2 separate regions of the Homo sapiens genome follow, and region 2 is linked to region 1. A link is a contact called in ENCODE Hi-C or POLR2A ChIA-PET data. All regions are on one chromosome and are shown on one strand. The core of a region is the stretch at or near the end of the contact, and the rest is flanking DNA. Distances in the headings are between cores, read along the strand shown. Region 1 holds the start of GALE (UDP-galactose-4-epimerase). Region 2 overlaps TCEA3 (transcription elongation factor A3).

What was found. Hi-C counts contacts between places; a loop is a spot of excess contacts on that map. ChIA-PET counts read pairs that join two places held with the same protein, here RNA polymerase II (POLR2A). Pooled maps may share reads with other maps.
Region 2: a pooled map shows a loop between it and region 1 (2.0-fold over the local background). The contact joins the enhancer-like site here to the promoter of GALE in region 1. A Hi-C loop is called at or near these places in 1 of 50 pooled maps. POLR2A ChIA-PET finds 5 or more read pairs at or near these places in 2 of 52 experiments (AG04449 and K562).

What each region holds. Positions count from the first base shown.
Region 1 is chr1:23,798,450-23,802,003 of GRCh38, reverse strand. It overlaps GALE (UDP-galactose-4-epimerase), which reads left to right and starts at 1,250. Exons shown (of 12, transcript NM_001008216.2): 1 at 1,250-1,292; 2 at 2,568-2,638; 3 at 2,992-3,117; 4 at 3,274-3,389. The coding sequence starts at 2,997. It overlaps HMGCL (3-hydroxy-3-methylglutaryl-CoA lyase), which reads left to right. Exons shown (of 9, transcript NM_000191.3): 9 at 1-119. RefSeq lists silencers at 840-1,049, 1,210-1,689, 1,740-1,839.
Region 2 is chr1:23,419,038-23,423,800 of GRCh38, reverse strand. It overlaps TCEA3 (transcription elongation factor A3), which reads left to right. Exons shown (of 11, transcript NM_003196.3): 2 at 4,662-4,724. Among named protein-coding and RNA genes, the nearest start is that of TCEA3, 3.3 kb to the left of the region's middle. RefSeq lists an enhancer at 4,101-4,659. Within about 2 kb of position 1,865, at least 7 of the 41 ENCODE cell types and tissues checked have a DNase peak (open chromatin) inside an H3K27ac peak, as active enhancers do.

The DNA.
Region 1 (3,554 bases), core at 1-2,500:
GGAAAGTGGAGAGCTACGTGGTGGCCGTCTGCCAACTCCAGCATCTCTGGAAAATCTCCACGCTGAATGTGATTTTTGAAAACAGCTTATGTAATTAAAGGTTGAATGGCACATCATAATTCCAGCATTCGGTTGTGCAGCTGTGTGTATACATGCGCGTGGGGGAGTAAAATACTTTACCATGTTGCACTCTGAGAGGAAAATGGAGACTATGAACTAGTTTATTAATCTTTGGATTTCCTCCCTGTTTCCCCACCTGAGCCCCAAATCCATAGTGACTGGAAATCAGTGGTTTTGGGCTTACTCAGGAGGCTGCTTGCGGCAGTTGCTGGCCAGAACACCCGACGGGGTTGTTTCTGAGCTTTGCCTCTGTGACTGGGGCTATTGCACAAGCTCCCCTGAGGACACACTTGCTGCTTTGGGCCTCGGTGGCCCGGCCTCTCCCTGGCGCTCCCGGGCCCGGGAGCGCTCACCTGTCGGTTCCCTGGACTCTGCGGGCAGGCGCTGGCTGATTCCCGGCTGCGCGGACACCTGTGCGCTCCTGCATTTAGGGCTCCTTTGCTCTGGTTTCATCACGCAGGATGTCACATTTTGTGCATATTATTCTCTAGCTCTACTACTTTTCATTGTAAACAAACAATCATTTTCTAACCTGCCGTCGTGGAAGGCAGAGTGCAGACCGACCCTTCCCGGCAGGTGGGGGCTGAGAGCCAAGAGCGCTGGAACCGCTAGTGTGGCCTGACAGCTTCCTCCAGCTCCTTGGTTTATTTGCAAACTGGACTTCCAGCACCAGGCCCCCTGCGACCCCCTCCTGCCTTAGTCCCGTGGGATCGGGTAGTTCAAGATTTTGAATTCATGGTTTGGCACACACCGGCAAGTCTGAAAACCTGCGGGTCAGAGTGGGGCGGAGGCGTGGGCCCCCTACCCTCTGCCCCCTGCCCCCTCGGAAGCGCAGCCCTCTTCCAGGGGTTGGGACGAGCTAGCGCGGGGACCCGGGGCACCGGCAAGGACCCACCCGCTACTGGGACCTGGCGCCGGCGGCGCCTCTCGCGGGGTGGCACCGCCCACTTCCGCCTTCCGCGGGCGCGCGCTGCGCAGTCTTCGTCACAGCGCGGAGGCCTTTTGTCCTCCCGCCCTCCCCGTAGTGGCCGTAACCCGAGTGACATGTTTCCTTGGGGGCGTGGAGGGGCGGGGTCGGGGCCGGAGTGGGCCGTCAGCACTTAAAGGGCCCGCGGCTCGGGCGTAGGAGGCGGTGCCTCTGCAGCAAGCGTGGGGCGCGGGAACCCGAGCAGGTTCGGGAGACGGAATGAAGGGCCGGGTGGGCTCGCGAGGGGCCGGGGAGTCCGCGGGGAGCGAGGGAGTTTCCGAGGGGCGGGTCGTGTTCCTGGCAGCGTCCCTCCAGGGCAGGCCCGCCCCCTTTGTCCCAGTTCCCCGCTGCCCGGGCTGGGGCGGCCGGGGTTCATTCATTGCCGGCCTGAGGACTCCTAGCTCGGCCCCGCTCCGCGCTACAGCCCAAAGCCCAGCCTGAGACCCAGCCGCCCTCGTATGCCCACGGCCTAGCTCCCCTTCCCTCCAACAGACAGACTGGGAAAACCGAGTGGGCGACGGCTGAGCAAGGTCACTCCGCTGTCGGGGGCGCAGCCGGCCTCAGACCAGCTTTCGTGCTTCCCAGGGCCTCTCTGCGACCACTTTCGGGGTCCGCGCCAGGCGCGGGGCGGGGGCGGGGGCGGCTTCGGCGCGGCGGGCAGAGTCCAGCGGGCAGCGGTGGGGGAAGGGCGAGCCGCCTGGGGAGAGGGCCGGGCTGCGAGCCTGGCGATCCAGATTCCAGCCCGCTGTCGCCAGCTGTGGGACCGAAGGGCAACTGTTTCACCTCTCTGGCCCTAGTATCTGTATCTGTAAAGTGCCAGTGATAACACCTGTCTCACCGAGATGCTGGGGGAATTCAGGAAAATCATGCAAAAGTGCCTGGTACGGAGCCTGGCACGCAGAGGGCTCTTGGTCAAGTGGGTTGGAGCTGCGTGAGCCCAGAAGGGGATAGAGGCAGCGTGGAGGAAGGCGGCAGCGGGCCCGGTCGCTGGGAATGAAAGGCCTCAGTGTCTGGGGCTTCCTCCCCGTACTACCCGCAGAGTTTGTTCAGGGTGGAGGTGCGCACCTGGCCAAGTCCACGTCTACACGGCCCACCCAGAGTAGCCTAAGTTGGGCGGGATTCCTAACTCTGAGCCAGGAGTGACCGGGCTGGCCCTGGCATGGGCAGAGGCTGAGCGGGGGTTGGGGTGGGGCCCCCTCCAGGACCAACCACGGTGTGGTTGCCCCTGAGCTGGCCTCAGCCTGCCTGGCAAAGGACCTCACCCTTGAGGCCATGTGATCTATTTCCTGCTTCCTCCCAGCTGACCCTTGAGGGAAAGGGGGTGGGGGCCGCCTAGAGCAGGAGGTATTAGTCACTGCGCCCAGGAGCCAGTTTACACCTAGCGAAGGCGGAGGCATTGGACAAGCCTGGGTCTGAGCAGACAGAACCCCTTCCTGCGACCCTGGAGTCCCAATCGTGCTGCCATTTTCCTTCTGCCCAGGACTCTCCAGTCCTCAGTCACCTTGGACAAAGAAGTGTGGATCCTCAGATTCCATCTTTTCCAACTCCAAGGCAAGTGGAACTAGAAAATAAGGTGCCTGTGTGTCAGGTCTCCCCAGCTCTGCTGTGGCGGGCCCTTAAGATCACCTCACTGAACCCTCACGCTGCCTCATGAAGTTTATACAATTATTAGCTCTGTTTTACAGAGATAGAAACTGAGGCCAAGAGGCTAATTAATTTCCAAAGCCTAAGGCCAGAAAGTGATGGTACCCAGACTTGCCCCAGGGCTGACTTCTGAGCCAGTCTGGTACCTAGGGCACACTGCCGCCTCCTTCCAAAGCGAGCTTAGGGGGCAGGATTCCAGTGGGAAGGAAGCTCTGAGCAGGCAGCCTCAGCCACCTCTGAGACTCTGTATCCTGGGCCAGGTGCCATGGCAGAGAAGGTGCTGGTAACAGGTGGGGCTGGCTACATTGGCAGCCACACGGTGCTGGAGCTGCTGGAGGCTGGCTACTTGCCTGTGGTCATCGATAACTTCCATAATGCCTTCCGTGGTGAGCGGGGCAGTGGGGCTGGGGCTACTTGAGGGGATGGCAGAAGCAAAACCCTGGGTTCCACCTCCACCACCGGGCGGGGAATGTGTGTCTGGCTAGTCCCTGGGAACACAGCACCCCATGTCGTGATGATGTGGCCTACATGTACCCTACCAGGAGGGGGCTCCCTGCCTGAGAGCCTGCGGCGGGTCCAGGAGCTGACAGGCCGCTCTGTGGAGTTTGAGGAGATGGACATTTTGGACCAGGGAGCCCTACAGCGTCTCTTCAAAAAGGTGGGTGCAGGCTGGGCACGGTGGCTCACGCCTGTAATTCCAGCACTTTGGAAGGCCGAGGTGAGGAGATCACTTGAGCCCAGGTGTTCAAGACCAGCCTGCTCAACACAGTGAAACCCCATCTCTACAGAAAAATACAAAAATTAGCTGGGCATGGTAGCCCAT
Region 2 (4,763 bases), core at 616-3,115, 380 kb after region 1:
GGAAGTTAATGTTTGATCTTCCCCGTGATCTTTGCCTGGGGCTGGCGGCCGACTGGTCGCCTGGCCAGAGCAAATTTGGCCTTGGGTCCTGGAGGGCCTGCGCTCACCCTGGGAGGGAAAAAAAGGGAGCCTGGTGAGCATGCCCTTCCCACCTCCCGTTCCTGTTCCAGGGTCCTCTTCCTCCCACCATCCGTAGCCATGTGCTGCAGCCACCTGCATTTCCAGGACACTTAGGAGCCTGGGAAAGGAAGAGACACTAAGGGAAGTTTTAGAGCCAGGAAGAGTAGCCAAGGCCCAGGGAAGGGTCACTGGAACCATGAAGTGGCAGGGAGCCCTAGAGTGGACACTGGGCAGTCATGAGTTGGTGTCCATATAAAGGCCAGAGCCTCAGTTTCTTCATCTGTAAGAAAGAGATGAGATTATCTGCCTCTGGAGAAGGGATGTCACTGGATTCTTGTCTCTGCTGGCAGCGGTGAGGATTGGAGAGATGAGACAGAGATGTAAAGCCCTTAGTAGGACTCAGACCTGTGCTTGCTAAGAACTGGCGAACAAGACCTGCTTCTACGCAGCCAGGTCCAACACAGAAAGATACAGCACAAACCTGCAGAGTGCTGGGAGCTTCTCACCTGACACTCCCAACCTCCATGCACTCCCCGTTCCAGACTCCTCCACAATCCTCAGTACAACTGAGCCACAAGTCTTGGGGGAGCATTTTCTCAGCTGGGGTTGGCAGAGCGCAGCCAGGGATTCTGAGCCAAATTCCAGTTCAAATAGACGGGTTATCCCAGCCCAGCTCCTTACTGACCCCCAAGCTTGGGCCAGGAAAGAAATTCTGGGCCCCTGGGTAAGAGGGGTAGGGTGGGGACGCCTAGAGACCGGAGGAGAGGCAGGCTGCTTGGGATAGAGCTCTGGCTGAAGAGGACGGGACCTGCCCTGGCCTCCCCCTCACTCCTTTTATGGCCCTAGGCAAAAGCCACTCAACCTTCCCTTTCTGGACCTCGAGTTTCCTCTTCTGTGAAATGGGAAGAGGAAATGGTGTCTTTTGGAGATGGATTCCTGTGGAAGTGCCCAGAGCTGTCCCCTGAAAAGATGCAAGTCTGGCCGCAGGGTCCCTGCAGCATGGAGCCAGTTTACAGCCACGTCTGCGCCTGGGCTCTCGGCAGTGTCTGGGTGGGCATGGAGCTCTGGGCGTCTGGCCGAGAAAGGTGGGGCCTGCTCTGGGAGTGAAAGTGGACCCGCCCAGCAGTGGTTAGGCAGAGGAGGACATACTTCCTGTAATAAGACGGATCCTCCACGTTGCAGCTCAGGCCCGGGGTTTACTGCCGGTTGCTGAAGTCTCAGCCACTTAAGGCTTTGTCACATCCTCTGAGCATGCACTAACAGAAGCAACTTCAAACATGCAACCAAGTGCCTACGGTCACAGCTACATACACACACATAGCTATAACATGTGGCCACAACACAGTAGTTAAACAAGCAACTGAACCTAACTGCGTATGAGACACGGCTACTGACACCAACATGACAAGCATACTGACCCATATGACCCACATTGACCATTATAGTTATAGAATGATACACAAAGACAGCCACACACGTATGCACGCAGCACAGCTACACCCAGACATGCAATGCTACAGACTTAGCAAACAGCCACATTTATACATTCAGATCTTATAACACAGGCGTCATCCCACAAAGCCAAATAGACACAGCTGTGCCCGGAGCTGCATATTCACAGCTGCACACTTAGACCAGAGATACTACTGGCTACAGAACCCATTTGTATGTTCAGAGAGATACACCCAGCAACATTTGCACAAGGCTTTGTTTATCCAGCTACAATCCAGGCTCATGGCTATTCTCCTCCAATATGACCCAGTTATACAGCTGTGACACACGAGGCATACACCCAGTGGAGAGCTGGAACTGGCTTAACACAGATTGTTGCGTTTTCAGGAATTTTGCAACCTGGTGGTTAAACACAGCAATTGTTTCAAAAAACTACATTATCTGCTTACAATAAATAAATTATATTAAAAACAAAGGTAAGGAATCCTCCAAAATAATCACTTCCTGATTGTTTTACTACATTGTACTGTCATGTATGGTCAGAGATAATTTACTTCTATTGTTATCTGTACAGTGGAAATATTATATAATGGTATGGTAGTGTACGTCTCCTCCCAAAACTTCCTTCAGTTCAGTGACAGCATGTTGGTAGCTTGAAATTGGCCATGGGATGAGTGTTTACACCACAGAAATTGGCAAACACTACAGGTCAGTTTTTTTTTTTTCCTTGAGAACTGGTTGTTAAACGTTGGCCAGCACACCACTGCACTTACCCATGTTGATATTCCATGATTGTGTATGTCTAGACAGATCTGCGCCCATGCTAACACAATTTGTATAGTGGTTAGAGCCCAAAAGGACTGAGTTTGAATCCCAACTTGGCTCCTTATAAAGCATGTGACCTTGAGAAAATTATTTAACCTCTCTCTTTCTTGGATTGCTCTTTGGTGAACACAGGATAATAATTCTGTAAGAATGGGAATAATACACAGGACCTACCCGATAGGGCCATTGTGAATGTTAAATGAGATAATACAGGTAAAAAACTTAGAAGAGTGCCTAGTACATAGCAAGCCTTTAATTAATGTTACACTTGGAGTTGTGTACCCCCAAGTTCACATACACACACATCTGCAGGTCACGCTTCTGAAAACCTACTGTGAACCCAAGTTCTCAGGGAGGCTAAGGACTGACAGAGGGCAGCTCTTAGGACATGGTCCAGGTCCTGCCAGGGTGGGGATTGGCAGCTGGAACCATGAACTGTGGGCCAAGGATAGGAACATACAGGACACCGTCCCCTGGTGCTCCCCAGGGAACTGATCTCAGGACAGCAGGCAGGTATGGCTTCTAGGAAGGGGCTGGGGGAAAGGAGAAGGCTGAAATGGGTCGGAGGGTGTCCAGGGCCTGGCAGCTCACAGATTTTCAAACCTAAGCCTTTTTCTGCCTCCTGCCTTCTTTCTGCTTTAGTTCTGCACAAGTTCATCCACTCAGGGAGCACTGGACTCTCTGCTGAGCCCTAAGTTCTCAGAGATTAGAACGGTTCTCTTTACCCGAGAGAAGTTAAAGTACCTGTTCACACAAAGACTTGAAATGAATGTACCTAGAAGCTTTATTTCTAGCAGCCCCAAACTGGAACCTATCCATAAGTCCCATCAACCGGTGAATGAATTTAAAACATTGTGGTAGACTGGGTGTGGTGGCTCACGCCTGTAATCCCAGCACTTTGGGAGGCCGAGGCAGGAGGATCACTTGAGGCCAGAAGTTTGAGACCAGCTTGGGCAACATGGCAAAACCCTATCTCTACGAAACAATGCAAAAAATTAGCCAGATGTGGTGGTGCATACCTGTGGTCCCAGCTATTCGGGAGGCTGAGGTGGGAGGATCACCTGAGCCTGGAAAGTCGAAGCTGCAGTGAACTGTGATTGTGCCACTGCGCTCCAGCCTGGGCAACAGAGTGAGATCTTGTCTCAAAAAATGCCAGGCAAACTGTGGTACATACATACAGTGGAAACCACTCAGTAATAAAAAGGAACTACTGATCCACGAGACAACATGGATGAGTCTCCAAAATCATTATGCCGAAATAAGCCAGATAAAAAAGGGTTTTTGCCCTACATACTCTTTACATAAAATCCTTAAAGATACAAGGTCAACTATAGTAACAGAAGGCAGAATTGTGGTTGTTTAGGATTGGGGATGGGGAGGGATGGATTAGAAAGGGGACAGGAAGAAGCTTTTGGGGCTGGTGGCTGTGCTTTTATCTTGATTGTGGTGAGGGTTCCATGGGTGTACACGTATGTTGAAACTTATCAAATTTTACACTGCAAAGTGTGCAGTTATTGTATGTGAATTATACCTCAAAAAAGCTGTTTTTTGTTTGTTTTGTTTTGTTCGAGTTGGAGTCTCGCTCTGTCACCCAGGCTGGAGTGCAGTGGTGTGATCTTGGCTCACTGTAACCTCCATCTCCTGGGCTCAAGCGATTTTCCTGCCTCAGCCTCCTGAGTAACTGGGATTACAGGCATGCGCCACCACGCCTGGCTAATTTTTGTATTTTAATAGAGATGGGGCTTCACCATGTTGGCCAGGCTGGTCTTGAACTCCTGGCCTCAAGTGACCCGCCCACCTCAGCCTCCCAAAGTGCCGGAATTATAGGTGTGAGCCACCATGCTGGCCAAACTGTTCTGTTTTGTTTTTTAAAAGGCTCCCAGTCCTCACCCTGCGAAGTTCACAGTGGGGAGGTAAGGGAAGGACGCTACAGGCACACGAGCAACAATAAGCCAGGAAGGAATTCATTTGGGAGGAAAGATGGGGAAGGGGGAGGGCATTCCTGGGGAGAGGCACAGCAGAACCAAAGGCTGGAGGTCAGGAGCCTGGCTCAGAGGGTTTGAACCCAGCAGGTGGCGGGGGATGAAGTTAGAGCACCACCTAGGACAGATTGTTTCTCGTCTCTCTCCTTCCTTCTGCCCCTTGCCTGTCCTTCGGCCACATGTCTGTCTGTATCCTCCTGCTCTCTGTACCAAGACCACACAATAGTCAGAGAAGCCTGGTCAGGACCCAGGCCCCAGTCCTCACCTTGTGGCCTCCCACAGGAAGGGGCCCTGGACCTTCTGAAGAAGCTGCACAGCTGCCAGATGTCCATCCAGCTACTACAGGTGGGGCGGGGGTGGGAAGCCTTGGGACAGTGCCTGGGG